Regions from separate parts of the Homo sapiens genome. Here all the other regions are linked to region 4. Evidence: chromatin loops called from intact Hi-C (ENCODE). Cell type or tissue: mammary epithelial cell. All regions are shown on one strand. Region 1 has its middle 18 kb from the start of RAB12-AS1. Region 2 overlaps GACAT2 (gastric cancer associated transcript 2). Region 3 has its middle 130 kb from the start of RAB12. Region 4 has its middle 110 kb from the start of NDUFV2. Region 5 has its middle 130 kb from the start of GACAT2. Region 6 has its middle 10 kb from the start of LRRC30.

The links. Peaks named below come from ENCODE experiments on the same cell type or tissue, not always from the same donor. Only the 100,000 strongest peaks of a DNase experiment are listed, where the experiment ranks them.
Region 1: a loop joins it to region 4, with 9 times the contacts of the local background. A loop is called at or near these places in 87 of 110 quality-filtered maps.
Region 2: it touches region 4 in a loop (5-fold over the local background); 99 of 110 quality-filtered maps call a loop at or near these places.
Region 3: it touches region 4 in a loop (27-fold over the local background); 21 of 110 quality-filtered maps call a loop at or near these places.
Region 5: a loop joins it to region 4, with 2.4 times the contacts of the local background. A loop is called at or near these places in 6 of 110 quality-filtered maps.
Region 6: it touches region 4 in a loop (9-fold over the local background); 2 of 110 quality-filtered maps call a loop at or near these places.

The regions. Positions count from the first base shown.
Region 1 is chr18:8,651,772-8,656,771 of GRCh38, forward strand. No RefSeq gene overlaps it. Among named protein-coding and RNA genes, the nearest start is that of RAB12-AS1, 18 kb to the left of the region's middle. In mammary epithelial cell, CTCF peaks have their summits at 2,915 (motif pointing right) and 3,467; no DNase peak of the experiment used is centred here.
Region 2 is chr18:8,694,531-8,699,530 of GRCh38, forward strand. GACAT2 (gastric cancer associated transcript 2) reads right to left here. Exons shown (of 2, transcript NR_120598.1): 2 at 1,326-1,591. Among named protein-coding and RNA genes, the nearest start is that of MTCL1, 8.5 kb to the right of the region's middle. In mammary epithelial cell, a CTCF peak has its summit at 2,405 (motif pointing right); no DNase peak of the experiment used is centred here.
Region 3 is chr18:8,476,547-8,481,546 of GRCh38, forward strand. No RefSeq gene overlaps it. Among named protein-coding and RNA genes, the nearest start is that of RAB12, 130 kb to the right of the region's middle. In mammary epithelial cell, CTCF peaks have their summits at 2,307 (motif pointing right) and 4,130 (motif pointing left); no DNase peak of the experiment used is centred here.
Region 4 is chr18:8,985,416-8,990,415 of GRCh38, forward strand. No RefSeq gene overlaps it. Among named protein-coding and RNA genes, the nearest start is that of NDUFV2, 110 kb to the right of the region's middle. RefSeq lists enhancers at 3,721-3,830, 4,821-5,000. In mammary epithelial cell, a CTCF peak has its summit at 3,048; a DNase peak (open chromatin) is centred at 2,046; H3K27ac peaks cover 1,663 bases.
Region 5 is chr18:8,832,843-8,837,842 of GRCh38, forward strand. No RefSeq gene overlaps it. Among named protein-coding and RNA genes, the nearest start is that of GACAT2, 130 kb to the left of the region's middle. In mammary epithelial cell, no CTCF peak of the experiment used is centred here; a DNase peak (open chromatin) is centred at 2,969.
Region 6 is chr18:7,218,584-7,223,583 of GRCh38, forward strand. No RefSeq gene overlaps it. Among named protein-coding and RNA genes, the nearest start is that of LRRC30, 10 kb to the right of the region's middle. In mammary epithelial cell, a CTCF peak has its summit at 3,015 (motif pointing right); a DNase peak (open chromatin) is centred at 3,028.

The sequences.
Region 1 (5,000 bases), 330 kb before region 4:
AACCAAACACCACGTGTTCTCACTCATAAGTGGGAGTTGAACAATGAGAACACATAAACACAGGGGTGGGAACATCAAACACCAGGGCCTGCCACAGGGTGGCGAGCTAGGGGAGGGGTAGCATTTAGGAGACATACCTAATGTAGATGAGGGGTTGATGGGTGCAGCAAACCGCCATGGCATGTGTATACCTGTGTAACAAATCTGCACATTCTACACATGTACCCCAGAACTTAAAGTATAATAAAAAAATTTTAAATTAATTAAAATTGAATAATGTATTTTAATTTATTAAATAAAACTTGAACTTCAAAAAAAATTATTTTTATTTATTTATTTATTTATTTATTGAGAAGGAGTCTCAGTGGGTTGCCCAGGCTGGTCTTGAACTCCTGGCCTCAAGTGATCCTCCCACCTCGGCCTCCCAAAATGCTTGTTACAGGTGTGAACCATCATGCCCAGCGAAATTAACACAACCGATAAGCCTCTAGCCACACTCACCAAGAAATACAGAGAGAAGACGATTATCCATAACTGAAATGGAAGAGGAGAAATCATTACAGGCACTGAAGAATAATAAGGAGGCCAGTTGCAGTGGCTCATGCCTGTAATCCCAGCACTTTGGGAGGCCGAGGCGGGCAGATCATGAGGTCAGGAGATCCAGACCATCCTGACCAACATGGTGAAACCCCATCTCTCAAAAATTAGCTGGGCGTGGTGCCACATGCCTGTAATCCCAGCTACTCGGGAGGCTGAGACAGGAGAATAGCTTGAACCAGGGAGTCAGAGGTTGCAGTGAGCTGAGATTGCACCACTGCACCCCAGCCTGGCAACAGAGTAAGACTCTGTCTCAAAAAATAATAATAATAAATAATAATAAGGAAACAGCACAAACTATCCTAAGCCTATAAATTTAACAACTTAGATTAAATGGACAAATTTCCTAAAGAACACAAACTGCCAAAGCTATTTAAAAAAAAAAAAACATAGGGAACTTTCTCAACCTGGTAAATGTTACCTACAAAACAACAGCTAGCCTTATCCTTGATGGTGGAAGACTTGTCTTAACTCTAAGAATAGGAACAATACAAGGATTTTTTTAAAAAGTTAAGCATCATACTAAAGTTTATAGCCTGCAATAAGGCAAGAAGAAGAAATTAACGGAAACAAATAAATAAAACAAATAAAACTATTCGCATGATTGTCTGCATAGAAATTCACAAAGAATTTACAGCAAAGCTGTTAGAACTAATAAGTGCGTTTAGCTAGGTCACAGGATACAAGGTCAACATACAAAAATTAATTGTATTTTTATTTACTATCAATAAACACTTGAAGGTTGGATTTTTTCAAAGTACTATTTAAACAGCACGCACACACCTACACACACAACAAATTATATATGTAAGATCTACACGCTGAAGACTACAAAATTCTGATTAAAAAAATCAAAGACCTAAACAAGTGGAGAGAGATACACCAATCCAATCAAAATCCCTACAGGATTTTTTGTAGAAATCAACAAGCTAATTCTAAACTTTATATATAAAAACAAATAAACTAGAAAGGCTAAAGCAATTTTGAAGAACAACAAAGTTGGAAGATCCACACTATCTAATTTCAAGACTTAACTATAAATCGACAGTAATCAAGGCATAAGGGATAAGCCAGGGATGGTGGTGCGTGCATGTAGTCCCAGCTACTCAGGAGGTTGAGGCAGAAGGATGGCCTGGAGTTCAAGACCAGTCTGAGCAACACAGTGAGACCCTGTCTCAAAAAAAAAAAAAGAAAGAAAGAAAGAAAGAAAGAAAGAAAGAAAGAAAGAAAGAAAGAAAGAAAGAAAAGAAAAAAAATAGTGGAGAAGAAAGGATAGACATACAGATGACTGGAACAGAATAGAGTCATACATATATGGTGAATTGACTTTCAACAAGTTTGGAAAGAGGCAATTCAATGGAGAAAGGATAGATTTTTCAGTGAATAGCTGGAACAATTAGATATTCATATGTAAAAAAAATGTACCTCAATCTACGCCTTGCACTCTCTACAAAAAAGATCATAGACCTAAGCATGACACCTAAAGCTAAAAATCCTCTAGAAGAAAACAGGGAGAAATCTTTCTTTCAGCAAAGTCCTAACCCCACTTGGCTTTGTGAGGTAGGTTGATAGAATTGTTGTGACAATAAGGGAGATAGCAAAATGAAGGTTACTAACATAGTCCCTGCTCTTTTAAATATCTGTTGCTTTGTCAGTTTCCTTCTCTTTCCCCCCATGACTGATCCCAAAATAACTTACCACAGCCTATTTGACAAAAGCCAATGGAAGTATCAAGTGATTGTGAATAAATTGAATACTAAGACCCGGCTGGTCATCTCGTGAATCTAGCATTTTCATTAGGTTCTTAATTTTCCACCAGAAATGACAGCAGTCCTACCATCTGTTTGGTGCTTTTAAAACATACGGATTGCTCTTAATCAGCTACACAAATTGCCCACACTCCAAGCTGTTGAAATTGAATACCAGCTTCAAATACCTGCTGCTCAACTTTATCGAAAATCCCGTGGAGCATAGTTTGAAAGTCATACTCTCTGTTCTTTTCTTTTAGCATTATTTCCCAGGTCAAGACAGCTCAGACACAGCTGCATGAAGAAACCCATGGTCTTGACTCCAGGAATTGTCTTCTGACTTGGTGTCATGCCTTCATCCAAAATGAAACAACTTTAGGAAACCTCTCATGGAATCCATTATTACCTTTAGTGAATACACTGTAAACCTGCATTTCAACTTATTTAGTTTACTTTTTTATAGTGTGTATGTTCATTAAGCCACCTCAAATCTCTTGGGAAACTATATGGACTCTAAATAATCCTGGTGTTATAATAATCGCTGAGGAGTTGGTGCAATTATACAAAATTTCCACTAGGAGGAGGCAGAGCACGAATGATAAAAAATTCAGGTTAGACTATCATTTATACGTTGTACAATTATTTCTAAATTAGAATCTTTATTATTTTAAAAAACATACATAATTAAAATAGATCCTTTGAATATGTGGATGTGGTATAATTTAGAAGAGGAATGTAAATTTTAAAAATTATGCCCTACATTTTAGCTGCAATTTGAACAGACACAATGAATTCAGTTGGAACTCAGGGGAATTTCCCTAATTAGAAGGCTGAAGAATTTTAAGCACAAAGAAATGTTAAATGTAGACAGTGTACAATAATTTTTAAAGGTAACTCTTTTGATAACATTTATTGTTTGCTTTTTTTTTCTAGGTGCCATTTAAGGAAGACAAAACTGTATTTTATTCACTAAATCTACTTGGCATTTGCTTTTTAAACTTTAGTCATGGACTACACTCAAAGATTGTGACTCGTGACCTTGGCATATATCACAGGACCTGCTGAGGACAGGAGTGGGGGGTCTGTCAGTGACACAGCAGGGAGGGTCGTAGATAAGGAATCCACAAAAGACAGGGGTAGCCAAGGGCCACTTTCCACAAAGTGGCACTGTCCTCACAAGATTGGGAAAGTGTTTAAAGAAGACTCAGCCAGGCATGGTGGCTCATGCCTGTAATCCCAGCTCTTTGGGAAGCCAAGGAGGGCAGATCACCTGAGGTCAGAGGTTCGAGACCTGCTTGGCCAACACAGTGAAACCGTGTCTCTACAAAAAATACAAAAATTAGCTGGTGGGGTGGCAGCCACCTGTAGTCCCAGCTACTTGGAAGGCTGAGGCAGGAGAATCACTTGAACCCGCGAGGTGGAGTTGCAGTGAGCCAAGATCGCACCACTGCACTCCAACCTGGGCAACAGAGCAAGACCCCGTCTCAAAAAAAAAAAAAGAAGAAGAAGAAGAAGATTCAGCACTCTCAAGTGCAGTGTCAGCAGCAAAAAAGCAGGGAGTATCAAAAAGTCTCTGCAAAGGAAAAAGAGGGAGAATCGAGTAGATGCTCTAATGAATTCTGTACGTAGATAGCCTGGGCAAGGATACCATAGAGTTGGGATCTAACTAACACCAGCTAGAAGAGAGCATGATTTCTCTTGCTATCTGATGATAGGCAAGTAATGATTAGGTTTAGGGAGTCAGGAAAGGATACTAACTTTGCTCCAGTTCTCTCCTGGGCAATGGAGATTAGGCAGAGGGTATGCTTGGAGAGGCCTTTGTGGGGTGAGCAGGGGCAGGTGGTAAGAAATAAGAGTTGAGAAAAAGACAGTTCTCTCCTGGCCTCTTAGTGGGGAACAATCAGGGAAGCCAGCTGTGGCTCCCAGGGGCCCAGGGTCCTCTGGGCTGGGGGAACCAGGGCTTCTCAAGGGCGAGTTCCTCTGGGGGGTTTTGGTTTGGTTCTGTTTTGTATTGGTAAGCTGTCGTTGCAGTATAACATACATAAAGAAAAGAACACAAATCATGAGTTGTTCAACTGATAAATTTTCCTCACGATGACTGTATTCACGCCCGGGACAAGAAAAGGATCAGAACCTCAAGAGTGCCCTTGCACGCCCTTCTAACCCCCTGGATTAGGTTGCTGGGTTGTGAACTTGACAGAAATGAACCATACATGGAGCGCTCTTTCAGGTCGGCTTCTTTTGCTCAGCACGATGTTTGTGGGAGTCACCCGTGTTGTTGCAGGAAGCTGTAGTATGCTCAGCCTCCTTCCTTGGCAGCTGGGCTTCCCTAGACAGTCATTGGAAGAGAGTAGCAGATGCCAACACCATTGCTAGGAGCCATTCCAAGAATCAAAGGCTCAAGTTAAACTCAATCCAATGAATATGTGACTTTGTGTTTTACCGGACAACTGTTTGCAGCATCTTCCCATAGAGTGTTCCTTTAGATTGTGGTCTAAATGATTGATTGGCATAATAAGAATGATTCCTTTGGGAGGCCAAAGTGGGCAGATCACTTGGATCAGAAACTAGCTTGGCCAACATGGTGAAACCCCGTCTTTACTAAAAAAACAAAAAAATTAACTAGACATGGTGTCATGTGCCTGTAATCCCAGC
Region 2 (5,000 bases), 290 kb before region 4:
ATCTCTAGGTGGACAGTGTCAGAATTGAATTGAACTAGAGGACACCCAGCTGATGTCCACTGCAGAATTAATTGCTTGTTTGCTGGGGAAAAATCCCTGCACATTTGGCATCAGAATTGTGTTGTGAGGGTAGAGTGGGAGGCAACTGAGTTTGCTTTTTTGGCTCACCAACATCTGTTATATTAATTCCATCATATTAACCTTCCTAATTATGCTATTCTATTAAGATTAGTTAACATCCTTTGAGTATATTTTGTCTGAGAATGAACAGAGGTGATGATATGGTTTAGATGTTTCGTCCCCTCCAAATGTCACATTAAATGGTGACCTCCAGTGTTGGAAGTGGGCCTGGGGGGGGGTGTTTGGATCATGGGGGGGGATTCTTCATGCGTGGCTTAGCACCATTCCCTCAGTGATGAGTGAGTTCTCGCTCTGAGTTCACACGAGATCTGGTTATTTAGAAGTGTGTGGCACCTCCCCCAACTCTTGTTCCCACGCTCACCACGTGGCGCCTGCTCCCTGTCACCTTAAAGCGTTATTGGAAGCTCCCTGAGGCCCTCACCAGAAGCAGATGCCGGAGCCAGGCTGGCGTAGCCTGCAGAACCATAAGCCAATTAAACCTCTTATCTTTATAAATTACCCAGCCTCAGGTTATTTCTTTATGGTGACACAAAAATGGCTGAACACAGGCGACCTAAAGTTTGTTGTGAATAATGCCATACTGAGAATTATTAGGTTGGTGCAAAAGCAATTGTGGTTTTTGCCATTAAAAGTAATGTAAAAAGGGTGGGGCACAGTGGCTCACGCCTGTAATCCCAGCACTTTGGGAGGCTGAGGGGGGGTGGATCACCTGAGGTCAGGAGTTTGAGACCAGCCTGGCCAACGTGGAGAAACCCTGTCTCTACTAAAAATACAAAAAATTAGCCAGGCATGGTGGCGCGCACCTGTAATCCCAGCTACTCAGGAGGCTGAGGCAGGAGAATCACTTGAACCTAGGGGGCGGAGGATGCAATGGGCCAATATCATGACACTGCACTCCAGCCCGGGCGACAAGAGCGAAACTCCATTTCAAAAAAAAAGTAATGTAAAAAGTAATAAAAATAACACTTTTAAGTCAACCTTACTCAGATTCATAAAGCTGGGAATAATATTAAAGCTTATTTAAATTCCACTCCTTAATTTTATAGACAAGGCCTCTAAGGCCCAGGAAGACTGAGCCTATTTTGTGCAAGGTCACTAAACAAATCATTGTGTCCAGGCATAGAACCCACATTGTTCTATCTCTTCATTGGTAAAGTATGCCTGACAATAATTTTACACAGGAATAATATTTAAAATGTTTATTTCATAAGCACTGTTATTTGCTGCTATGGAACCTTCTGTAAATCCATGGTTCTATTTTTGCTTTCCATGTAAACATACCCTTATTTTGTATGTAAAGATGAGCTTAGAGTTGGGCTGGAAAGCCAGACTTCCTTCCAGACAGCAGGAGGAAATGGGAACAGGCATCCTCTATTTCAAATCTCTACTTCTGTTTCGACAGGTAATAATGTTGCCAGATGCCAGGGGTTCGGGCCAGGTCCAGTTGTCACTGTAGAGAAAGCCAATCACTGAGATGATGAGTATTGCTGGGGAAGAAAGGCTTTAATGCAGGTGACATCAGCTGGGACATGGGAGACCAGTCTCAAATCTATCTCCCTAACTATCTAAAGTTAGGGGTTTATATAGCAGGGGGTTAGAGAGAGGTAAAGAAGAGGAATTGGTCAACAGGCAGCAGGTGCATCTCATGACTGGATGCCATCATCTGAAAAGTTTCAGTTCCCTGATACTATCTGGGAGCCCTGATGGTTGGTTTCCCGAGAAAGAAACTCAGACAAAACAAATATAAGTTCCTCAGGCTTCAGTTCTATGGGAAAATCAAGCCAGGTTCAGCAACTCTGTAGGTAGAGAAATCAGCAATGGTGAATTATGATAAGAGCAAACATGGTGAGATGTAGAATGTTCTCAATTAACCCATTAATTTCTCTTAAATTTTTTGGAAACACATGCTGCTGACCAGGAAAGGTAGAGAACTTTGATTAGTTTTCCTTACATAACAACGTATTTTTCCTGTGCAACAAGCTTAGAATCCCAGGATAATTTTTGAAAGTTTAGCAGTTATGTTTTAAGAGAAAAAGAGTTCAAATGTTCAATTTCAAGGCAATATGCCAAAAGGTTGCAAACATGTAGCAAACATGCCAAAAGGTTGTATAAGGGAATTCTGCCTCCTCTGATGAAAGAAGATTCTTAGAACCACCTGGAGGCTGTTTTAAATTATACATACACCCATCACCGTGGGGCTGACCATTCCATAATAGATTCTATTTTATCCCAGTGGGGAAGGGTGCCATCCCAAAAGCCACCACAAGGGGGCACCCTCCGGGACATCGCGGCTCTCTCGGGGCAGGAGCTGTCTCTTTCTCAACCCTGCCAGCCCCAGAGCCCCACCTGCTTTTTTTTTTTTTTTTTTTACAAATGCCATTTAATTTCTTTTTTTTTTTTGCTAGAACAGTTTTGCTTTTATTAAACTATTTAATAAGACATATTTTAAAAGTAAATCAAATTTGGCTATAAATACTTTATATTTAAAAATTAAAATTCTTGAATTATACCCTGTATTTTGCCTTTTTTTCTCATGTAACTATTTTAATGAGGTATCATTCACGTACCATAAAATTTAACTTTTTAAAAGATACAATTCAGTGTGTCTTAGTATATTCACAAAGTTATACAACTATCATCATTATGTAATTCCAGAACACTTTTCTCACCCCAAAAAGAAACCCTGTACCCATTAGCAGCAGTCACTCCCATTCCTCCTTCCCTCAGCCCTTGGCAACTACTAATCTACTTTCTGTCTTTATGGAATTGCTAATTCTGGACATTTTATACAAATGTAATCATGTACTATGTGGCCTTTTGTGGCTGGTTTCTTTCATTTAGTATAGTTTTCAAGGTCCATCCATATTGGATCATGTATCAGTACTTCATTGCTTTTTGTGGCTGGATAATATTTCATTTATTAATATACCACGTTTTGCTTATCCATTCATCTACTGATGGGCATGTGTATTGGAATACTACTATGAACATCTATGTACAAGTTTTTCTGTGTATATATCTTTTTTTTTTTTTTTTTGAGACGGAGTCTCGCTCCGTCGCCCAGGGTGGAGTGCAGTGGCGCAATCCCGGCTCACTGCAAGCTCCGCCCGCCAGGTTCACGCCATTCTCCTGCCTCAGCCTCCCAAGTAGCTGGGACCACAGGCGCCCCCCACCACGCCCGGCTAATTTTTCGTACTCTTAGTAGAGACGGGGTTCCACCGTATCAGCCAGGACGGCCTCGATCTTCTGACCCCGCGATCCACCCGCCTCGGCCTCCCAAAGTGCTGGGACCACAGGCCTGAGCCACCGCGCCCGGCCTGTATATATCTTTTTAATTGTCTTGGGTATACACCTAAGAGTAGAATTGCTGTGTCATATGGTAAATCTCTGAGGAATAGCCAACTTTCCAAAGTGTCTGCACCATTTTACATTCCCATCCACAGTGTATGAGGGTTCTAATTTTTCCACATACTTGCCAACATTTGTTATTGTTCATCTTTTTTTATTTTAGCCATCCTAATGGGTGTGACTTCTATTTGCATTTCTCTAATGACCAATGAAGTTGAGTACATTTTCATATGCTCATTGGTGATTTATATATCTTCTTTGAAGAAATGTCTATTCAAATCCTTTGAACATTTTAAAATTGTGTTACTTGTCTTTTTATTGCTGAGTTGCAAGGGTTCTTTATATATTCTGGACACCAGTTTTGTAGCCATTTAATTTCTTGAAATGAGAATCACTACTTGTGGTTGTCACTCCCCTAACCGTATATTTTTAAAAACTGATATACTTCTCTAATGGTAATACAAAAAAGAAATAATAAGAAACCAACTTATAACAAAATAATATCTATTTCAATATATAAAGCTTAGGTACATATATACTACAAAATATATAATGAAGTAGTCAGATGCTCTACATAGAAGCAACTGCTAAAACACGGACAAATACAGGTGGGTTCTATTCATGACTCCAGTCCCTTGAGTGGCACTCCCTCAATGCAATGATCAAAGATAAAAAATGCATTGAAAATCTCCAAATAAAATGCAGTCTTTATTTTATTTTTATTTTCTTTGTGTTGTTTTGAAACAGACTCTCCCTTTCTCACCCAGTGCAGTGGTGCGATCTCGGCTCACTGCAACCTCCACCTCCTGGGTTCAAGTGATTCTCCTGCCTCACCCTCCCGAGTAGCTGGAATTACAGGCATGTGCCACCACATCCGGCTAATTTGTTGTATTTTCAGTAGAGATGGGGTTTCGCTATGTTAGGCAGGCTGGTCTCAAACTCCTGACCTCAAATGATCCACTGCCCTCGGCCTCCCAAAGTGCTGGGATTATAGGCGTGAGCCACTGTGCCCAGCCCAGTCTTGATTTCTACTGTGGTTTCATTCCTAAAAAAAAATTCAGTTGATGGTAAAACAACCCTAAAAACATACTGCTTTAGTATACATATATCAAAACAACACGGTGTACTCTGTCAATGTAATTATGATAATTATGATTTGTCAATTAATAGTTATATTAACTTTTAAAAAATATTTTAAAAACTTAAAAAATACTGCTTTATATGTAAAAGTATTGTGTTTATGTGTAAAACATGTACTTCTAGCCTTAGATAATGATAAACAGATTTTTTTACCCACGTGAATGTTTCAGAGGACTCTTACTTGGAAGTCCTGTAGCAGGAGAGATGACTCTTTTTTTTTTTCTTTTTCTGAGATGGAGTCTCACTCCATCACCCAGGCTGGAGTACAGTGGCGAGATCTCAGCTCACTGCAACCTCTGCCTCCTCGGTTCAAGCGACTCTCCCACCTCAGCCTCCCGAGTAGCTGGAATTACGGGCACATGCCACCATGA
Region 3 (5,000 bases), 510 kb before region 4:
GGAAAAGATGTGCGTGTGTGTGTGTGCATGTGTGTGTGTGTGCATGTGTGTCTGTTTAGAGAAAGAGCCTGGGGAAAGGGAGAGGATGAAGATGCATTTGGGGGAGGGGGTGATTTGTCCCTAGGGTCGTGAGAGGGGTTGGGATCTCAGGCACAGATGGAAAACTTAGGCTTAGAGAGGGTACCAGGAAATGCAACTTCTTGGGAGTCTGGAGAAGATAACTAATCACACCCCTATGTTTCTTCCCTCCACCTTTAGAACCTAAGAAAGAAGGAGCCAGAAATCTAGCAGCCTGATTTCTGATCAGAAGCTGCTGAGAGAGCTGGCTTCTCCTCTGGACCCAGGGCCTTTCCTCTCACTCTTCTCTCCACCCCAGCCCACGCACCCTCCTGGCTCCAGCACTCAATTTCCCACCAGGACACAGGACACACCGCAGATCACAGCATCTTGTGCTAGAGGAAACCACTTACTACGTGTGGCCAAGGAGGGCTATTCGCCTTCCTGGGGATGCCAAAGAGAGAGTGAGAAGAAGGCTGGGCCCCGTTGCCTTCCTTCTCCCACACTTACCCACTGGTGGAAGTGAGGGAGGAGATGGAGAGAGGGATAGAAAGGCTCTTCCTAGGTTCTGGACTTGAAGGGTAAGTTTTCCATTTAATAGACCTAGGCAGGAATGAAGAATGGAGAGACTATTTCCCCGATGCTTTCACAAACATGGGAGGTAGACAAACCAGAAATTGAGGGGTTCCTGGCTATTTGTGCAGTTGGTAGTGGGAACATCCTCTGGGAGTAAGTGACAAGCACCAAAACAATAATAACAAGACTGCTCAAGGACTCACCTTTCAGTGAGACAGGAGGAGTAAGTTCCAGGTCTATTGTACAACATGACGACCGCAGTTAACAACATGTATCATAAACTTGAAAATCGCCGACAGTAGATTGTTAAATGTTCTCACTACACACAAAAAAAGATGTATGTGAGATGATGCTGATGTTAATTAGCTTTCTTTAGCCATTCCACAATATGTGCATATTTCAAAATGACATGTCATACACCATACACATATGCAATGTTTTATCAACTAAAAAAATAATAACAAATAACAAAACAGTAACAAGACCATTGATGAACTCCTCACATACAGGATTCTGTCTCATCCTTGCAACATCCTCCACCTGGCGGTTGTCCTTGCCTTTGACAGGTGGGACAACTGAGGCTCAGAGGTGCTGTGACCTGGTTGGGGTGTGTCTGGCCCCAGGCCCGTGGCCGATGAGCCTGTAGGGAGGTGGTGAGGGAGTCATCACAGGGTGGTTGAGCAGCGTTAAGTGCTCAACAGAAGCTGGAAACTCCACACTTATAACAGTCCCAATCTGTCCGCTGTGTGTGTTCAGCAGCCCAGGTTCAGCAGTGGAAGCAGCAGGAAGGTGGATTGACCTAGGATTGTGATTTTGCTAAGCAAGGCAGGGACACTGAGGGTATTGATCAGAGAGAGATTGAAGAATCAGAGGTAGGGGGAAGAAACAGAGGGGGAGGAGATCCTCAGAGCAGCAGGCCTCCATCCTGGCTGTGCATCAGAGCTCCCGGGGAGCTCTGAAAAACTCTAGGCGTGCCCAACTCCAGCGATTCCGATTTAATTAGACTAGGGTGGAGTTGGGACCTTGCTGGCTTCTAAAGCCCTCCAGGTGATTGGAGTAAGCAGTCCGGGCTGAGCTTCAGCTCAAAGCAGCACTTCTTAAGGGTGGTCCCGCAGTAGCTGCAGCAGCAGCACTGCATATTTCTTGGAAATGCAAATTCATGAGTCCCACCCCAGACCTGCTGAATTAGACCTTTTGGGGGCGGGGCCCTCTGGGAGATTCTGATGTACCCTAGAGTTGGAGAACCACCGGGTGACAAGATCTGAGACGGAGCAGTGGCATTTGGGATGCTCAGAGCTGGAGTCGCCTGAGTGTGAGGAAGGACCAGGATGGGGTGGGTGGCTGACATGGAGTGCAGATCCAGGCCAATGGGGATCAGGGCCTTGGGAGATGGGGAGCTGGAGAGCTGGCTTGTCATTGTTTCAGGTGATGTGGGACTTGTGATAGGCAGAGTGTGTGGTGAGGAGCTCAGGGACACAAGTCTTCCATAGATGTTTGGGAGGGGGAGTTGGCAAGGGACAGTGACCATCGAAGGCAAATGCTGTGCGCAGAGGTTTTTGAATAGGGTCAACATAACTCCTCAGCTACAGGTCTGGAGAGCAGGAGAATGCGGACCCTGCTGTCCTGGGATTGCAGGTTAAAGGAGGTCCTCGCAGAGTGCAGTTCCAGGCATAGCCAGCAGGTGGAGGGGCGGAGGGAGTGCTCTAGGAGGAGGCGGAGGATGCAGAGGATGCCGAGATGGTGCACAAAGCAAAGCTTCCAGGGGCAGGTGGAAGGTCTTCAAAGAGGAGAGCACAGAATGGGAAGGGCGGGAGGGAGCATGATCAGGTGCCAGGGCCACACCCCTGCTGCACTCTTGCTGTGAGGTCTTGGGAGAGTTACCTAGCCTCTCTGAGCCCCAGTTTCTTCATCCGCAAGCGGGAGTGATGATAATAGGATCTCGGCTGTGGGTGTGAGGCATGGTGGGTCTCGCTGGTCTCCCAGGTCAAGTCGCGTCTGGGGCGGTGCAGCTTGGGTCTGGCTGCTGCTGGACTCTGGAGCCCTTGCCGGTGCCAATCTCAGTTGCTCCTCGTCTGTTTTCCAGGCCTCCCTTCATCCTGGCTTGCTGTCTATGGCGCAGAATCCTCACCATTTTACTTCTTTCCTGTATGATGCTGGGCAAAGCAGACAATCACTGTGACACTCAGTATTTTCATCTGTAACGGGTTAATCTCACCTCGCAGGATGGTGGTGTGATGAAATGAAATGGCATAAATGCAGACACCTGGCACATTACAGAGCCCGACTCCTGGCTTCCTTTCTCTCTCCTTTGCACCACATGCAGGGCTGGTAGGGGTCCAGCGCTTCATTTAGAAGTTACCTTGCCCTGTCTCTGATGACCCCAGCCGCTATTACAAATCCTCATCCTCTGTGTCTTTCAGAGGCTCTAAGGTGCTATAGGACAGTTTTTGAAATAATTCCTCCAGGTGCTAAGTGTGTGTGTGTGGAGGGGAGGGCAACAGGTGTGTCTCTTACTCCAGCGCCTTCTCTCCTGTGAGCTCATTAATCCAGTGGTTTTCCACCCTGTCTGCACACTATAATCAAATGGGGGAGTTTTCAGCATGTCACTGTCCATCTTCAGCCCAGGCCATAAGTCTATTCATCAGATTACTAATCTTGCTTTTTTATTACTGCTATTTGCGAGTCTGATGTGCTCCCAGCTTCCTGCAGAGGAACGCGGTACCCGGCAGAGTGGTGGGGAAGGTAGGTCGGGGCCTTGCAGAACTTCTCATGTCTCACTACTTGAAGAGGTGACCCCCCCACTCCCACCCCGGTCCCAAAGCTCCCTCGGGGCATGCTTCATGCTCTGCTAACTCTGTCGCCCCCTCGCCCACCCCCAGGACCAAGTGCACGTGTGTGAGACCTCACTGCTGCGACGCTGGAGGAAGGTATCTTTGCCAAATGTGTACACAAAGAGGACTGCTTATATTACCGAAGCACTGCACTAAGTTTGTTCCGGAAAACGCTGTTTTCCATGAGTGAAAACGGAGAGCTACCTGAGCCCCCATCAATTACCTTTGCCCTTGAGATCTTGAATTAAGTGCTTTTCAATTGAATCAGGCATAAGGAACAGTGTGCTTCTTGCCTGTTAATAGCAGACACCAACCCATTTTGAAAATTGCATTGGGAAATGTCTTCTTGGGGATTTGACAAAAATTGTTCCATGATTTTAAGCACAGCTTATTTTCCTCCTGTTTACACAAAGTTTGTAAGGAAAAAAAATGGTGATGTTCGGAACAACTGTGTAAATATGTTTACGGATGTACTTTTCTATAGTGTTAGTATCCAACACTAAAAGTCACCTAGCAACAAATTAAGGAACCATGAAAGAATCAGAGAAGCAGCACGCCTGCCTCCAGATCATAACCAGGAGGCCTGGTGAATCTTGGCCGCCAGTTGCAGATACCCTCATAGAAAACGTCCCTGGAACTTCACAAGCTTTGCTGTGGCTACAGAGCCATCTCGTGGTTCTGCACAGTATCAGCTACAAGGAAGAGGACTGCACCAGGCCTTCCTCAGTCTATCAGCACCTAAAATGCGGCTTGGGACAAGTCCTTGTTTGTAATCAATAAAATCCATTCCTTCCCACCGCACCGTGTCAGCGTTTGCGCTGCTCTCCTGAGTCGCGGGAGTGAATAAGACAGAAAGAACAGGTAAAGAGGAGGGCAGGCTTGAGAACTGACAAGAACTTGAGCTCTGGGAAATCTCTGTAGCTTAAGGAATAATATGTTCATCTATCCGTGGTCCTACGCAACCAATTTACTGGCTAGGCCAGGAGAAAGAGCTGTCTAGCCTTTTCCATGTGACAAGGAAACGGTAACAATAGATATGAGACCTTTCAGAATTTTCAACAATTCTCAAGGCTTGAAGCCTGGCTACCTTTGGGAAAAGACATTTCTGTAGGATGTGTCAGATCTCGTCCTTCCGTGTTTTAATGTTTCTGTCAAACAGTGTAGGTCAATGTCAGTGTTCTAGGATGCAATATTTATAGGGCTCCCTTTTGCCTGGCCTTATCTTGCTTTCAGGGAGAAATGCACAGCCCTGTCTGCAAACATGCTCTGTGGCCTTTTGATTTGATGTGTTCCAGTTTGAGTGACAGCTGGGTTTGTTAATTATGACTGCTATGTATCCTGGAGAAAATCTAGTAATCTTTATCAAATAATTTAAAATGAATAGTATAGTAACGTCTTGAAACACTTGGAATAAGCTTGAGACTTCTAGCAGAGAATCTGAAGAATAACTTGAGATCAACAATAACTCTACAGTTATCCACAGATAGATATTATGATGACTGGATTTTTTGGATTAATTTTTAAAAATTCAATATT
Region 4 (5,000 bases):
GCTGACTTCAGACTCACTGTTTTTTCATTTGAAAAGCGAAGTTAGGCCAGATTATATCCAAGGTTCATTTCTATTCAGACAGTGGATAATTCTGTAACAGTCTCTGGAACTTCTGCAAGAGATGCTACTTGTAAAGCAAGGCAAAAGTGGTTTTAAGGGGGAAAAAAAAGATCTACGTCTATTACAATACATGCCTCATTTTTACCAGGATAAAAACCACTACAAACATCATCCTCATCATTACTATTTACCTACTGTTGACTGTGTGCTAGACTCCACACTAGAGCATGTTAGACATATGATCTCATTCAGTCCTCTCAACAATTCTCAGCATTTCACAAGATTCATTCTGAAAAGAAAAGATTTGGCCATGTGCGGTAGCTCACACCTGTAATCCCAGCACTTTGGGAGACCAAAATGGGAGGATTGCTTGAGCCCAGGAGTTCAAGACCAGCCTGAGCAACATGGAGAAACCTCGTCTCTACTGAAAATACATAAATTAGCCAGGCATGGCAGTGCATGCTGTGGTCCCAGCTACTCGGGAAGCTGAGATGGGAGGATCACTTGAGCCAGGGAGGTAAAGGCTGCAGTGAGCCATGATCACGCCACTGCACTCCAGCCTGGGCGACAGTGCAAGACTCTGTCTCGAGAAAGAAAAAAAAGGAAGAAATTTACATTCCCTCTAAAAAAGGAATTGGATCATTATGGACTGCGTGACTTAAAGCTACCATTTATTAGTAGTCTTCTACGTGCCAGGTACTTTACATACTTTTTTCCTAATCTTCAAACAACTCTGCAAAGTAGGCAGTACAGGTCCTGTCTTAGCCTTCTATTGCTATGTAACAAATCATCACAAACCTGGTGGCTTAAAACAGGACCCGTTTATTATCTCACGGTTTCCATGGGTCAAGGAGTCCAGCATGGCTCAGCTGGGTCCCTTGCTCAGTGTCTCTTAAGGCTGAGACACCAGCAAGGTGTCAGCTGGGCTGTAATCTCATCTCATCTCATGTCACTGAAGTCTTCGTCCAAGCCCACTAGTGGCTGGCTCCAGAGATGGCTTGCCCCCGCTACAATGGCAGCCAACGTTCCCGACGGGTATAGGACTGAGGTTCCTGCTTTCTTGCTGGTTGTCAGCTGGGGCTGCTCTAAGCTCCTAGAGGCTGCCTATCATTCTCTGCTGTGTGGTTTTCTCCACAGCAAGGCAGTTTGCTTCTTCAGTCCTAGTACTTTGGGAGGCTGAGGGAGAAGGGTCGTTTGAGATCAGGAGTTTGAGAGCAGCCTGGGCAACATAGTGAGACCCCATCTCTAAATAAATAAATAAATAAGTGCCATCAGGAGAATATTCCTGACTCCCATTTGTCTGTGACTTCTGGACCCTCTTTCAAAGACTCACCTGACTAGGCCAGGTCCACCCAGGATAACCTCCCCTTCATTAACTCAGAACCAACTCATTGGATACTCTAATGGCAGAATCCCTTCACCTTGGCCATACAATGAAAGATAATCATGGCTGTGATGTCCCACCATATTCACAGGTCCCATCACCCTCACGGCAGGCGGTTATCCAGGGCGTGTATACCAGGTGAAAGGCCTAGGACTCTGTCCACCACAAGCCCTGCTTTATAAGTCATGAGTTACCTGTCTAAAGTCCCATGGGTGACAGATAGTGACACTGGACCTTCCCTCAAGCAAAGCGTCCTGAGCCCACCTTGGGGAGAAATAACCCTCTCTGGACAAGTCCAAGTTTATTCTTACACATCACAGCTCTGTTCTAACAGCAAACTTCACAATCTTAAAATGAACCCTTTCTGAGGTCTTCTGGAGCACCTGCATTTCCTGAGTACTTTACTACATGTCAAATTCACTGCGGCTCAATCCAGACCCAGATTCCCCTAGGAGTGCCCCCTCGGTGCACGTCAACCAACTCTGAGCCTGTGCCATCAATTACCCAGAAACCAGCTGACAAAAATGACTAATAACGGCATGCACACAAGGGAACAGTTCTCCTGACTCGATTCTATTTCCTCTCTCTCTGCCCCCACTCTGTCTTTGCCCAGGCATCACACCATTGCTCACAAAGCTTCGCCACCTGGACAGTTTCCCACTCAGCTTGTGATAATCCTTCTCTTGCCTGGCCTGGGCCTCACCCAGATTAAGCACTCAAGAAAAATCTTGGATTGAACTCTTCTTGCTTGGTAATAAGCACATTTTAGACTACCTTTATCTTTTCCCCCAAAGTTTCAAGTGCTCGGGGTGCTTAACTGATGTTTGATGTGTGCAGAGCTGTGTGCATTTAGTCCCTCAGTTTCTCCCCAGGTGAGCCTGCAGAGAGAGTGTCTCTACTCATTGGCTCAGACACTTCCCTCTTTTCTCTACCCAGGTAGCAACATGCTGAGCTTTTCCTACTCTAGAGAGCACAGTGCAAGAAACTCCAGTCTGTCAGGCACCTACTAAATGTCATATCCGTATACGTGCAATGATCTATCACCTTTTATAGTTGTAGAATCTGAGGCTCAGAGAGATCAGATAGCTTGTCTGAGGTCATACTGCTGTTGGTATTGCAGCTAGGAGTTGAACTCAAGACTGTGTTTTGGCAAAGCTGTCCTCTTTCCATACTTACTGTTAAACGTTTTGTTGTGTTTTCTTAAACCAAGTATAGTCCCAACAACTTTGAACAGCGTTTGGTAGGTAAAAGCTTTAAGGGGATCTTTTAGGGTGTTAATGAGACTTCTTAACAGATATGCATTTCTCAAACGTGACAACGTAACATTCATATTAAATGTAAAGCTTGGTATTTCTATAGAATTTTTCATACATTTCTGCATCTTAGTGCATGTATTTGCCTGAGATATATTAGTCTTTCAGGAAATATTTGAAGACAGAAAGGCAGGATGAGAGGAGAGGAAGGCGGTGGGGATATGTGGGGTGCTGGTGGGCTGTGTGTGGGGTGGGGGATGCCTGCTACCAGGAGCCTGAGAGCTGCAGGGCCGACTCAGGATTGGTACATCGTCGCTGCTTTAGCGTGCTTCTATCGCCACCTAGCCACCTTGGGGAGAAATGCCCTCTCCGAGCAAGTCTGTCCAGACTTCCCCTGAATGTAGTTTGCCCACTTACAGGTGGGTACCTTTAGACCATGAGACTTGGATAGTCCTTCCCACAATGGAAGCCTGTGTGCCCTACCTTTTTTTTAATTAGTGGCTTTCTTTAGCAGTTGATTCCAAGGCCTATTACATTTAAAGAGAAGTTTTTGAAAATTGGTACCACTAAGGATTGGCACCGTTAAGCCTCCTCAGCACAAAAGAAGGGGATTGTTACTCCTTTGAGAGCCCTTTCCTGTGGGAGTCCCTGATACTGCCATGGACCCTCCCTGTGCACATGTCCATATCCAGATCAAATGTGGTCTCCATGAAACTTGCGAAGCAACAGCTTCCATTTAATCCACACTTGCCGTGTGCTGGGGGCTTTATGAGTGTTTTCTCATGTAATTCTCACAGCAATCTTCTGAGGTAGGTATGATTACCTCCACTACGTGGTTAAGGGCACCGAGGCACAGTGAGGTCCTGGAGCTGGTCCATGGCAAAGCTGGGATTTGAACCCAATTGGCCTCTTCCCCAGGCCTATGACCCTCCTTTCATCCAGCATCCCTTGATTTCCCCAGCCAAAGTGTCATCTCCCTCCTCTTTGTTTCTGTCTCCTAATGCCATTTTCGACTCCTTCCTTCAGATTATATTTTCTGTTTCTCTAAACCACAGACTGCAACTCTACGAGGGGCATCGTCCTCTGCTGTGTTGTGTGTGCACACACAGATTCTCGCTTGAGGTGGTTACTCAATTCACTCATCCAGGTTGTGAAATTGCAACTGCTTCAATTTTTTGTTCTATTTCAGTCGTTCTGAGTTGGTGTCTCCCAAGGTATATCTAAGGATCCCCAGTGTCAGAGAATAGCCCAGGGAATTGTAGTTATTTGCATTCAAATCTGCTCTTATAGGAGGAGGACTGTCAACTAATGGTGCTGTATATAACAAAGGCAGAAATGGGATTGACCACTGAGAGAGGAAGAGGGGAAGAGAGAGCTGCAGCCAGACTGGTGGCAGGACCACCTGGGAACAGTGTCTTGGTTCACATATTTTGGGGAAAGTGATCAGCAGGCAGGGAGCAAAGAGTTCTGTTGGCTCCATCCTGGAGCAGGCTGAGTAGAGGCATCAAGGAAAAAAATGTCCCTGGTTTGCTGACTCTTCCTCTTTTTTTTTTTTTTTTTTTTGAGACGTAGTCTGGCTCTGTCGTCCATGCTGGAGTACAGTGGTGCAATCTCAGCTCACTGCACCCTCCACCTCCTAGGTTCAAGTGATTCTCCTGCCTCAGCCTCCCAGGATTACAGGTGCTAGGAGGCTGAGGATTACAGGCGTCCACCACCCACGCCCAGTACTGTAAAAGTGCTGGGATTACAGTCCTCCACCACCATGCCCTGCTAATTTTTGTATTTTTTTTTTAGTACAGACAGAGTTTCACCATGTTTACCAGACTGGTCTCGAACTCCCGACCTCAGGTGATCCGCCCACCTTGGCTTCCCAAAGGGCTGGGATTACAGGCATGAGTCACCGCACCAGGCCAGGTTTGCTGACTCTTGGGAGTCTGGCTGTGTTGTAAGTGACAGGCTGCCCTGGGTTCTCCACCTTCAGCTATGAGCACCATCCTGCATGAGGTTCCTCAGCAGGGGACTGAGCACTCGCAGGTCGCTGCCAGGACGTGCAGAGGAAAGCAAGACCATCGCGTCAGTGTGGGAAAAGTGAAGAGCGAGGCCCAGGACTCTGAGAGAAAGGAGTCCTGGCCCAGAGGTTGTGTGAGGAAAGCGTGGGATAAATGGGATGCCCGAAAGCAGAGTTTGGGGTGATTAGATAGGAAAATAAAGATTGGTGGGTGTAAAGAAAGGAAAGAAATAACAGGTGTAGACAGAAAAATTCACAATAAGAATGACCGTGGGCGTGGGACACAGGCCGGTCA
Region 5 (5,000 bases), 150 kb before region 4:
TCCATAGCTAGGGGAATGAGGGAGAGAGGAGATCATGTAAAGAGGCAACAGCTGCTAATATATCTTGCTGGGAATGCACTCTTTGGGTACGTGATCATGTTGCAGTTTTACTGTTCCCCGTAAGAGAGTCCTAGGATAGAGAGACAGCTTTATTGTTGAAAAGCCAAAACTGTGGTGTGGGCAGGGATGTGAGGAAACTGGTTACCTACAAGTCAGAGTGTGCCCGGCCTCTCTGCCCGCTCTGCTCATTAGGAGAGAGGGAGTGGCCAATAACTCTAGAAGAGGCCTTTCCATCTCTGATCCTGAGATGAGCCCGCCTCTCAGTGTTTGGTGGAGTAGAAAGAAGTGATGCTACTGAAGAGCCCAAAAAGAATGATTTCAGGCTGAAGCTTCTGGCTTTAGTATTTCATTTAGTGCTTCATTAACCCAACAATTTTCTTCTTATATAGATGAGCTGCTAATGTAATAGGCTATCCTAGCATTACCACAGCTTCATCCTTAAACTGAAATATTTTCAAAAAATAAAAACCAACAAGTGTTGGCAAGGATGTGGAGAAATTGGAACCCTTGAGCACTGTTGGTGGGAAAGTAAAATGGCCCAGCTGCTGTGGAAGACAGTATGACTTCCTCAAAAAGTTAAACATAAAATTACCATAGGATCCAGGGATTCCACTTCTGGGTATACACCCAAAAGGACCAAAAGTAGGGACTCAAACAGGTGTTTGCACACCTATGTTCATAGCAGCATTATTCATAATAGCCAAAAGGTGGAAACACTTCAGTTGTCCATTGACAGATGAATGGATCAACAAAATGTGGTATATACATATAAAGGGATACTATTCAGCCCTAAAAAAGGTAAATTCTGACGTACTACAACATGGATGAACCTTGAGGACATTATTCTAAGTGAAATAAGCCAACCACAAAATGGCAATTATTGTTTGGTTCCATGTATCTCGTTTATATATCAAGAGTAGTCAGAGTCAAAGAGAGAAAGGAAAACAGTGGTTATCAAGGGTTGAGGAGGGAATGGGGAATTGGTGTGTAATGGGTACACAGTGTCAGTTCAGGATGATGAAAGAGTCCTGGAAATGGGCAGTGGTGATGGTGCACAGTGAATATACTTGATGCCACTGAGTTGTACACTTAAAAATGGTTAAAATGATAAATGGCCTATAGATTTTACCACAATAAAAACTTTTTTTTTTTTTTGAGGTGGAGTCTCACTCTGTTGCCCAGGCTGGAGTGCAGTGGCGCCATCTCGGCTCACTGCAAGCTCCGCCTCCCGGGTTCACGCCATTCTCCTGCCTCAGCCTCCCGAGTAGCTGGGACTACAGGCGCCAGCCACCACGCCCAGCTAATTTTTTGTATTTTTTTTTTTTTAGTAGAGACGGGGTTTCACTCTGTTAGCCAGGATAGTCTTGATCTCCTGACCTCGTGATCCACCTGCCTCCGCCTCCCAAAGTGCTGGGATTACAGGCGTGAGCCACCATGCCCAGCTTAAAAACTTTTTTTTGAGATGGAGTTTCGTTCTTGTTGCCCCAACTGGAGTGCAATGGCGTGATCTCAGTTCACCACAACCTCCGCCTTCTGGGTTCAAGAGATTCTCCTGCCTCAGCCTCCCAAGTAGCTGGGATTACAGGCATGTGCCACCACGCCCAGCTAATTTTGTATTTTTAGTAGAGATGGGGTTTCTCCATGTTGGTCAGGCTGGTCTCGAACTCCCGACCTCAGAGGATCTGTCTGCCTCGGCCTCCCAAAGTGCGGGGATTACAGGCATAAGCCACCGTGCCTGGCCAATAAAAACTTCCAATAAATGCAAAATATAAATATTTCACTTTATCACTCTAGATATACCTGCAAACAAACAATCAGCAGGTCAGTAAATATTCATTGCCTATTCTGTGCAGATTGCAAATGCTGAGAGGTACATTGGTATTCCTTCAATTGGAAGCAACCAGCCACCAACAAGAAGGGAAGTTGTGGCTGTCACGACTGAGAGCCTCAAACCGTGCCATCAGGACTTTGCTCAGTCTCCTAACTCTGTCTACTCTGTATGGCTTTATACTCAGACAAGCATCACAAAAATTGGCAACAATGGTCCCTAGCTGCTGCTATTAGTTTAGCAACTCCTAGAGAAAGGGGATCTCTTACCAGGAGCTCCAGTGAAAGCCCAGGACCGATGATTCTCATTTGGTAGGGATTAAGTCTCATGTCTGGCTCTGAGCCAATCGTGGTGACGGGAAGACCCAGCAAAGGAAAAGCAGGGTACGATTAGAATAGAGGGCGTCAGAAAGGCAGTAAAGGCGTATACCACTGTGGGACACCCCAAAATTGCAAGGAAAAAGCTCTGAGCACCACAGAACTTGCCAACTGGTTGGAAGAGATAACATTCCCAGGCACAATAACAATAAAATGAAAAATGGTGTGGTAGAAATTCTAAGTACAGTAGGGCTTGAGTTAGGCTTGGCAGTACGGGAAGCATTCCAATGTGCAGGAGGAGAAGCAAGTGGGAGGTGGGAGGAGCAGAGGTGTGAGGGGCAGTAATAGACACAGGTCGCATTGGGCAGTGATGCAGAAACCAGGCTGGGAGCAGAACTTTCATCAAAAAAGCCACATCTGGCAGCACCAGTGCCTTGAAAAGCCGTCTGGGAACTTCTTCTCACATCTTATTTTCTAAAAGTTGGACATGTGTATTCTTAAGTCTAGGGTGGAAGCACTCCAACTGTTAAAGGCCAGGCAAGACAGTAGGATGAAATCATTTTCCACACCACTGTCCAGATGAATGCCAAGGCTGCTATGTGGGTCACACATGGTGTGAAAGGGGAGCAGCTGCCTGAAGGGAATGGCTTCATGAGCTGCCATGAATGTGCCAGTTGCTTTTATGCCCTAAAGAAAGCAGCAGAAGATTCCTCAAACATAGCCACAGACCACACGTCAGGCGTGCCCTGCCTCCTGGGTAACAGCCAGCACCACCAGCCCAGAGACATTTCTTGTCCAACTGCAGCCAAATTGGGCAATAGTGGCCACATTTCACCCTCTCTTCTTATCAGGAGGTAACATGTCAGCGTTTTCAGTATTATGCATCTATTTTTTATATCTGTGTACATCGTAATTCTATTTCTTAAACACATTTGCTTCAACCTTTTTTCCTGTAGAATGGCCTGTAATTCTTATGTAATACATTTGTTTCACCCTTTTTGTTCCTATACAATGAATGTAATGTTTACAAACTCCTTATTTTTTAAATTTAATTTGTTTTTAATTGTATATATTTAAGGTGTACATGATGTTTTGATATGCATATACAGAGTAAAATGACTACTATAGTCAAGGCAATTAACATATTAACATCTCACATAGCTATGGCAAGAGCACCTAAAATTTACTCTTTTAGCAAAAATCCCAAATACAATATTATTAGCTATAGTCCTTATGTTGTACATTAGATCTCTGCACTTTATTAAGCATGATAGAGTTATGCTTATTTATTTTGTTTAAAAAGCAACTAAGAAGTACAACTACCATTTTCTATTTTCCAGTTCACTGTTTTAAACTGTGGTAAAATACCCGTAACATTTATCATTCTTGCCATTTCAAAGTGTACAATTCAGTGGCATTTAGTATATTCACAATGTTGTGCAGTCACTACCACTATCTACTTACAGAATATTGTCATCACCTGAAAGGAAACCCCATATGCATTAAGCAGTCACTGCACCCAGCCCCTGGCACCCACTCATCTAATTCTGTCTCCATGGATTTGCCTATTCAGGATAGTTCATGTAAATGGAATCATGTATCATGTGGCTTTTTGTGTCTGGCTTCTTTCAATTAGCATAAAGTTTTGTTTTTTGTTTTTTGTTTTTGAGTTGGAGTCTCACTATGTTGCCCAGGCTGGAGTGCAGTGGTGCGATCTTGGCTCACTGCAACCTCTGCCCTCTGAGTTCAAGCGGTTCCCCTGCCTCAGCCTCCTGAGTAGCTGGGATTACAGGTGCCTGCCACCACGCCCAGCTAATTTTTTGTATTTTTAGTAGAGACGGGGTTTCACCATCTTGGCCAGGCTGGTCTTGAACTCCTGACCTCGTGATCCACCCGCCTTGGCCTCCGAAAGTGCTGGGATTAAGGCGTGAGCCACTGTGCCCAGCCTCAGTTAGCATAAAGTTATCAAGGTTCATCTGACACAGGATTTTTCTCAGCCACTTTGCCAACCAGGGACCTCCATGGCCAGAGATGCCCCCCTGCTGCCCGTGTCTCATTCAACCCCGGGCCTGCCACTGGAGGTACCCCACCCACTAAGCCCACCTGTGTTATAGCTTATACCCATGTTTGGCAGTTCCTGAACTCTTGTCCCACATCCAAGAAGAATAAAGATACACTGACAATTTGAAGGGTAAGGAGGGCAGAGAATAATTTTATTGAGTGATGGAACAGCTCTCAGCAGAGAGGGGCCATGGGGGTGGTCCTCCACCTCCATGGTTAGGTGGTTCCTCTCTCAGTGTGGCTGGGTCTGGGACTTTTATGGGCTCAGAATAGGGAGTGTGTGCTGACTGGTTTGTGAGTATGCAAAAAATATCAAAATGAAGACACTGCTCAAAGGTGGGCATGACAGTGTAGAAAACCAATTAGGAAAGGGTAGGTATATGTAAAATAGGTGAAAGGTGGGGATCAATCAAAGGAAAGCACACCAAATGGGAAGACAGGTTCTCAATCCGGTTCATGGATTTGACTTTTAGCTTGACTTTCAGGCTTTAACTGTCTTTGGCTTGGAGGTGGGATTTCACCAGGGACCTGCCCCATCTGCCTAGGCATTTGCCTGCCTCCTGCCATTATCACATCCATGTTGTAACATGTATCATTCATTCCATAAGGCTGCATAATATTCCACTGTGTAGATATATCACATTTTATTTATCCATTCATTGGTAATGGTATGTGTCTATCTGTAAAACAAAACCTTTGATTACCTTGTTTTATTTATTTTTAGAGACAGTCTC
Region 6 (5,000 bases), 1.8 Mb before region 4:
TTGACTGCTTGTTCTGGCTAAGAATTCCCGCATAATATTGAATAGAAATGGTGACAGTGAGCATCCTTGTGGAGTTCCAGATCTTAGAGGAAAGGCTTTCAACTTTTTCAGGTTAGGTACGATGTTAGCTGTGGTTTTATCATGTATGGCATTTGTTGTGTTGAGGTACATTCCTTCCATACCTAATTTGTTGAAGGTTTTATCATGAAGACATGTTGAATGTTTTCAAAAAAAATTTTTTGTGATTGTTGAGAGAATCATATGGCTTTCTTCTTCATTTGGTTAATGTGGTGTATCATATTTGTCGACTTGCGTCTGTAGAATCATCCTTGCATCCCTGAGATAAATCCCACTTCCTTGCATCCCTGAGATAAATCCCACTAGATCATAACAAAGAATATTTTTAATGTGTTGTTGATTTTTGTTTCCTAGTATTTTGTTGAGGATGTTTGCATCTATGTTCTTCAAGGATGTTGGCTTGCAGTTTCTTTTTTGTATGTATCCTTGTCATTTCATTGTTTCTTCTTCTCACTGTCTTCCTTTGTGGTTAAATGATTTTCTCTAGTAGTGTGTTTTGATTCTTGCTTTTAATTTTTAGCCTATCTATTATAGGTTTTTCCTTTGTGGTTATCATGAGCTTTACAGTAAACATCCTATAGTTATAAACATTATTTTAAACTGATAAAAACTTAACTGTGATCTCAAAGAAAATAAATAAAAAGCAAACCATGTATGGCAACTTCATTTCCCTCTGCACTTTGAATTTTGCTGTCACAGTTTATATCTTTTTGTTTTGTCTATCTTTTAACAATTTATTACAGTTATTATGATTTTTAACCATTTTGTCTTTTAGTCCTCATACTAAAGAGATAGGTGATTTATACACCATGATTACAATATTGGAGTATTCTGAATTTGTCTGCATATTTACTTCTAACAGTGAGTTTTATACGTCCAGATTTATTTTTGTTACACATTAGCATCCTTTTTTTCCAGTTTGAAGAACTTCCTACAGCATTTCTTGCAAGACAGGTCTGGTAGTGATGAATTTCCTTAGCTTTTTGTTTGTCTGAATAGGCCTTTATTTCTCCTTCAATTCTGAAGGATAGCCTTGGTGGGTACAGTATTCTTGCTTAAATGTTTTTGTTTTTGTTTTTGTTTTTGTTTTCCCTTCAGCACTCTATATTTTCCTGCTCCCTTCTGGCCTGCAAGGTGTCTGCGGGGAAGTCTACTGCCAGGCATATTGGAATTACCTTATATACTATTTTCTTATTTTCTCTTGCTGCTTTCAGAATCCTCTCTTTTTGACCTTTGAGTGTTTGATGCTATGTCTTGGGTTGAATTTGACTGGTGATTTTTTTCTTTTTCTTTTTTTTTTTTTTTTGAGATGGAATTTCACTCTGTTGCCCAGGCTGGAGTGAAATGGTGCAATCTTGGCTCACTGCAACCTCCTCCTCCTGGGTTCAAGTGATTCTCCTGCCTCAGCCTCCTAAGTAGTGGGGATTACAAGCACCCATCACCACACCCAGCTAATATTTTGTATTTTTAGTAGAGACAGGGTTTCACCACGTTGGCCAGGCTGATCTCAAACTCCTGACCTCAGGTGATCCACATGCCTTGGCATCCCAAATTGTTGGGATAACAGGCGTGAGCCACCATGCCCGGCCTGATTGGTGACTTTTCTACATGGATATTTATATCTTTCTTCAGGTTTGAAAAGGTTTTTTTTTTTTTTTTTTTTTCTTTTTTGGTTGTTTGTTTTTTACGGAGTCTCGCTCTGTCACCAAGCTGGAGTGCAATGGCGCAATCTTGGCTCAATGCAACCTCCACCTCCTGGGTTCAAGTGATTTTCCTACCTCAGCCTCCCGAGTAGCTGGGACTCCAGTCGTGTGCCACCATGCCCAGCTAATTTTTGTATTTTTAGTAGAGACGGAGTTTCACCATGTTGGCCAGGAAGGTCTCAATCTCTTGACCTTGTGATCCACCCATCTAGGCCTCCCAAAGTGCTGGGATTACAGGTGTGAGCCACTGCACCAAGCCTTTTTTTTTTTTTTTTTTTCCGAGAAGGAGTCTCGCTCTGTCACCCAGGCTGGAGTGCAGTGGTGCAATCTCAGCTCACTGCAAGCTCCGCCTCCTGGGTTCATGCCATTCTCCTGCCTCAACCTCCCAAGTAGCTGGGACTATAGGCGCCTACCACCATGCCTGGCTAATTTTTTTGTATTTTTAGTAGAGACGGGGTTTCACCGTGTTAGCCAGGATGGTCTCGATCTCCTGACCTCGTGATCTGTCTGCCTCGGCCTCCCAAAGTGCTAGGATTACAGGCATAAGCCACTGCGCCCAGCCCTTTTTTTTTTTTTAATTATTTCTTTGAATAAGCTTCCTACCCTTTTGTCTTTCTCTCCTTCTTCTTGAACTCCAATAACCTAAATATTTGCTTTTTTGATGTGATTCCACAGATTGTATAAGTTTGAGTTTTTCTTTTTCATTTATTTTTCTTCTTTCTCTTATGACTGTATATGTTTAAATAGCCTGTCTTCAAGCTCATTGATTCTTTCTTCTACTTTATCACTTCTGCTTTTGTTGCTCTTGGTTGGCTTTTTTCCCTTCATTCATTGTAGTTTTTCAGCTCCAGAGTTTCTGGTTTTTTTTATTATTTAATGTATCTGTTAAATTTATCTGATGAATTTCTGAATTGTTTTTCTGTGTTTTCTTGAAGTTAGTGAGTTCCTTAACATGGCTATTTTGAATTTCTTGTCTGTCAGATTAAACATCTCCATCTCTTTACATTCTATCACTGTGCCTTGCTTAGTCCATTAGTTAAGGTCACAATTTCCTGACTGTTCTTGATAATTGTAGATGTACGTTGATGTCTGTGCATTCAAGAGTTAGGTATTTATTCACGTCTTTGCAGTCTGGCTTTATTTGTGCCCATCCTTCTTCAGTGAGCCTGTCTAGAAACCTAAGTGGATTGACTGTTGTCAGAGCCTGTGACACCTGCAGCCATTTAAGCACTAGAGGGAGCCATAAGCCCAGGCCTACTACAAGTCTCACAAAGACTCCAAGGTTGGTTGTTGCAGTATCCCGGTTTGGATGGACCTGGGGAAGACTTAAGGAGGGTAATCAGCCTTTGTGGGAAGGCTGGCCAGGAAACAAGTATAGAAGCCTGTCCCATTGGCCCAGACAGGAGCAAACTTCCTGGCATATCCCTGGATAGGTGGAACCATTCCCTGACTGCCGTGACAGGGGCTGGAGTTGAGAATGGGCCCCTTCAGAGTTTGCTGTTGGAGACTGGTGGGCAAGCCTGCCCCAGTGGCACAGATATGTATGCTACCAACATTTTTCCGCATGCACAGGGGAGTTCCCAGTGAGACAGACTGTAGCCAAGACTGGGCTCCCTCAGAATCCACTGTGAGAAAGAAGCTGGAAAACATGCCCCAGTGGCTCAGATGTATGTGGACAAAGGCCAACTCTTAACCAAGGATTTTAAACTGAATTTGGAATTCCTCTTACTCTAGGGCTCAACTCTTTTTAACTTTTCCTCACCAATTCAATGAAGAGGAAAAATTTATTTTTGTTAAGATAGTCTAGACCAAATCTGAAATTAAAACAGTAGTAAGTAGTTTGGGGAGTTTTAAATAAGATTCAAATTTATAATTTATTAAACAGATAAGTTATATACACACTATGCATATTTTAAACTTTTTATCAGAGAGGCCTGGATCTCAGATATTTCACTTGACTGAACTTAGTGTCTCTTCTTGCTTTTTTTTGTTTTTAGCCATTTATCAATTTATTATCCTGAAATGTCACAATAATTTAAAACTTCTTAAAAAGAGACTTGATCTTTAATAAAGCTCTGCTACTTTGTTATGCAGATATTATATAGAATCTCATTGCTCTTAAATTCATGACCTTGCTTTCTGATATAAACTTAATATGCAGAAGGCTGAATTGGTATTTAATTACTCTCTCGACTTTTAATCAAAGCATCTCTTTATTTCGCCTTTCCTTTAGTGCTGTAAAGCATGAAGTGTACTTTGATGGATTAGGACTGAACGAACAGGACTATAAAAGCCTTCACTGGTTACCCAGCTCCATTGAAGACAAACAAGAAGATGCAAGGAAAACTGATACCTGAAGGCTAGGGTTAGCCCAGTAAATGGATTTCCTGAGAGGAAAATATGCAAAATAACAAAATGACTGTCTTTCTAGAAGTAGCTTTTTAAAAAGCTAAATTTGAATTTGCTGAGATGATTTAATAAAATGCAGCTGGCCAGCAAAAGTAGACTCAGTGTTTTCTTAGAGTTGTACCAGTCCTGTAATTTCTGTATCTTGTTCGGTGACAGGCAAGAGCTATTGACATTCGGATTTCAAAGAGATGAAATGGCCTTGCTTGTAGGTTCTCTTTCCCTGAATGAATAATGTCAGCAGTGTAATTCTGGATAAATAGAAGTCTGATACCAGTTGACAAGCAAGGCAATTTTATTTATGTTTCTGGTCATATGGGTCACATAGTAGGATAGAGAGTCAGTAAGCCTCTCAAAATAGAGTAGGTTTGATTCATAAATAAGAGGATACAGTGGGGAGAAACCAGGGCTCATTGAATAGGTACCACATATGAGGCAACATCCTAGGCTCAAGGAGAACAAATGATGATGAATAAGATTTAGCTCCAGCCTTAAGAAATGTATTTATACTCTAATGGAGGAGACTGGCACAAAAGCTGATGATTTCTATATATATATATATATATATTTTTTTTTTTTTTCCTTGAGATGGAGTTTCATTTGTTGCCCAGGCTGGAGTGCAATGGCTCGATCTTGGCTCACTACAACCTCCGCCTCCCAGGTTCAAGAGCTTCTCTTGCCTCAGCCTCCAGAGTAGCTGGGATTATAGGCATGCACCACCACGCCCAGTTAATTTTGTATTTTTAGAAGAGACAGGGTTTCACCATGTTGGTCAGGCTTGTCTCGAATTCCTGACCTTAGGTGATCTGCCCG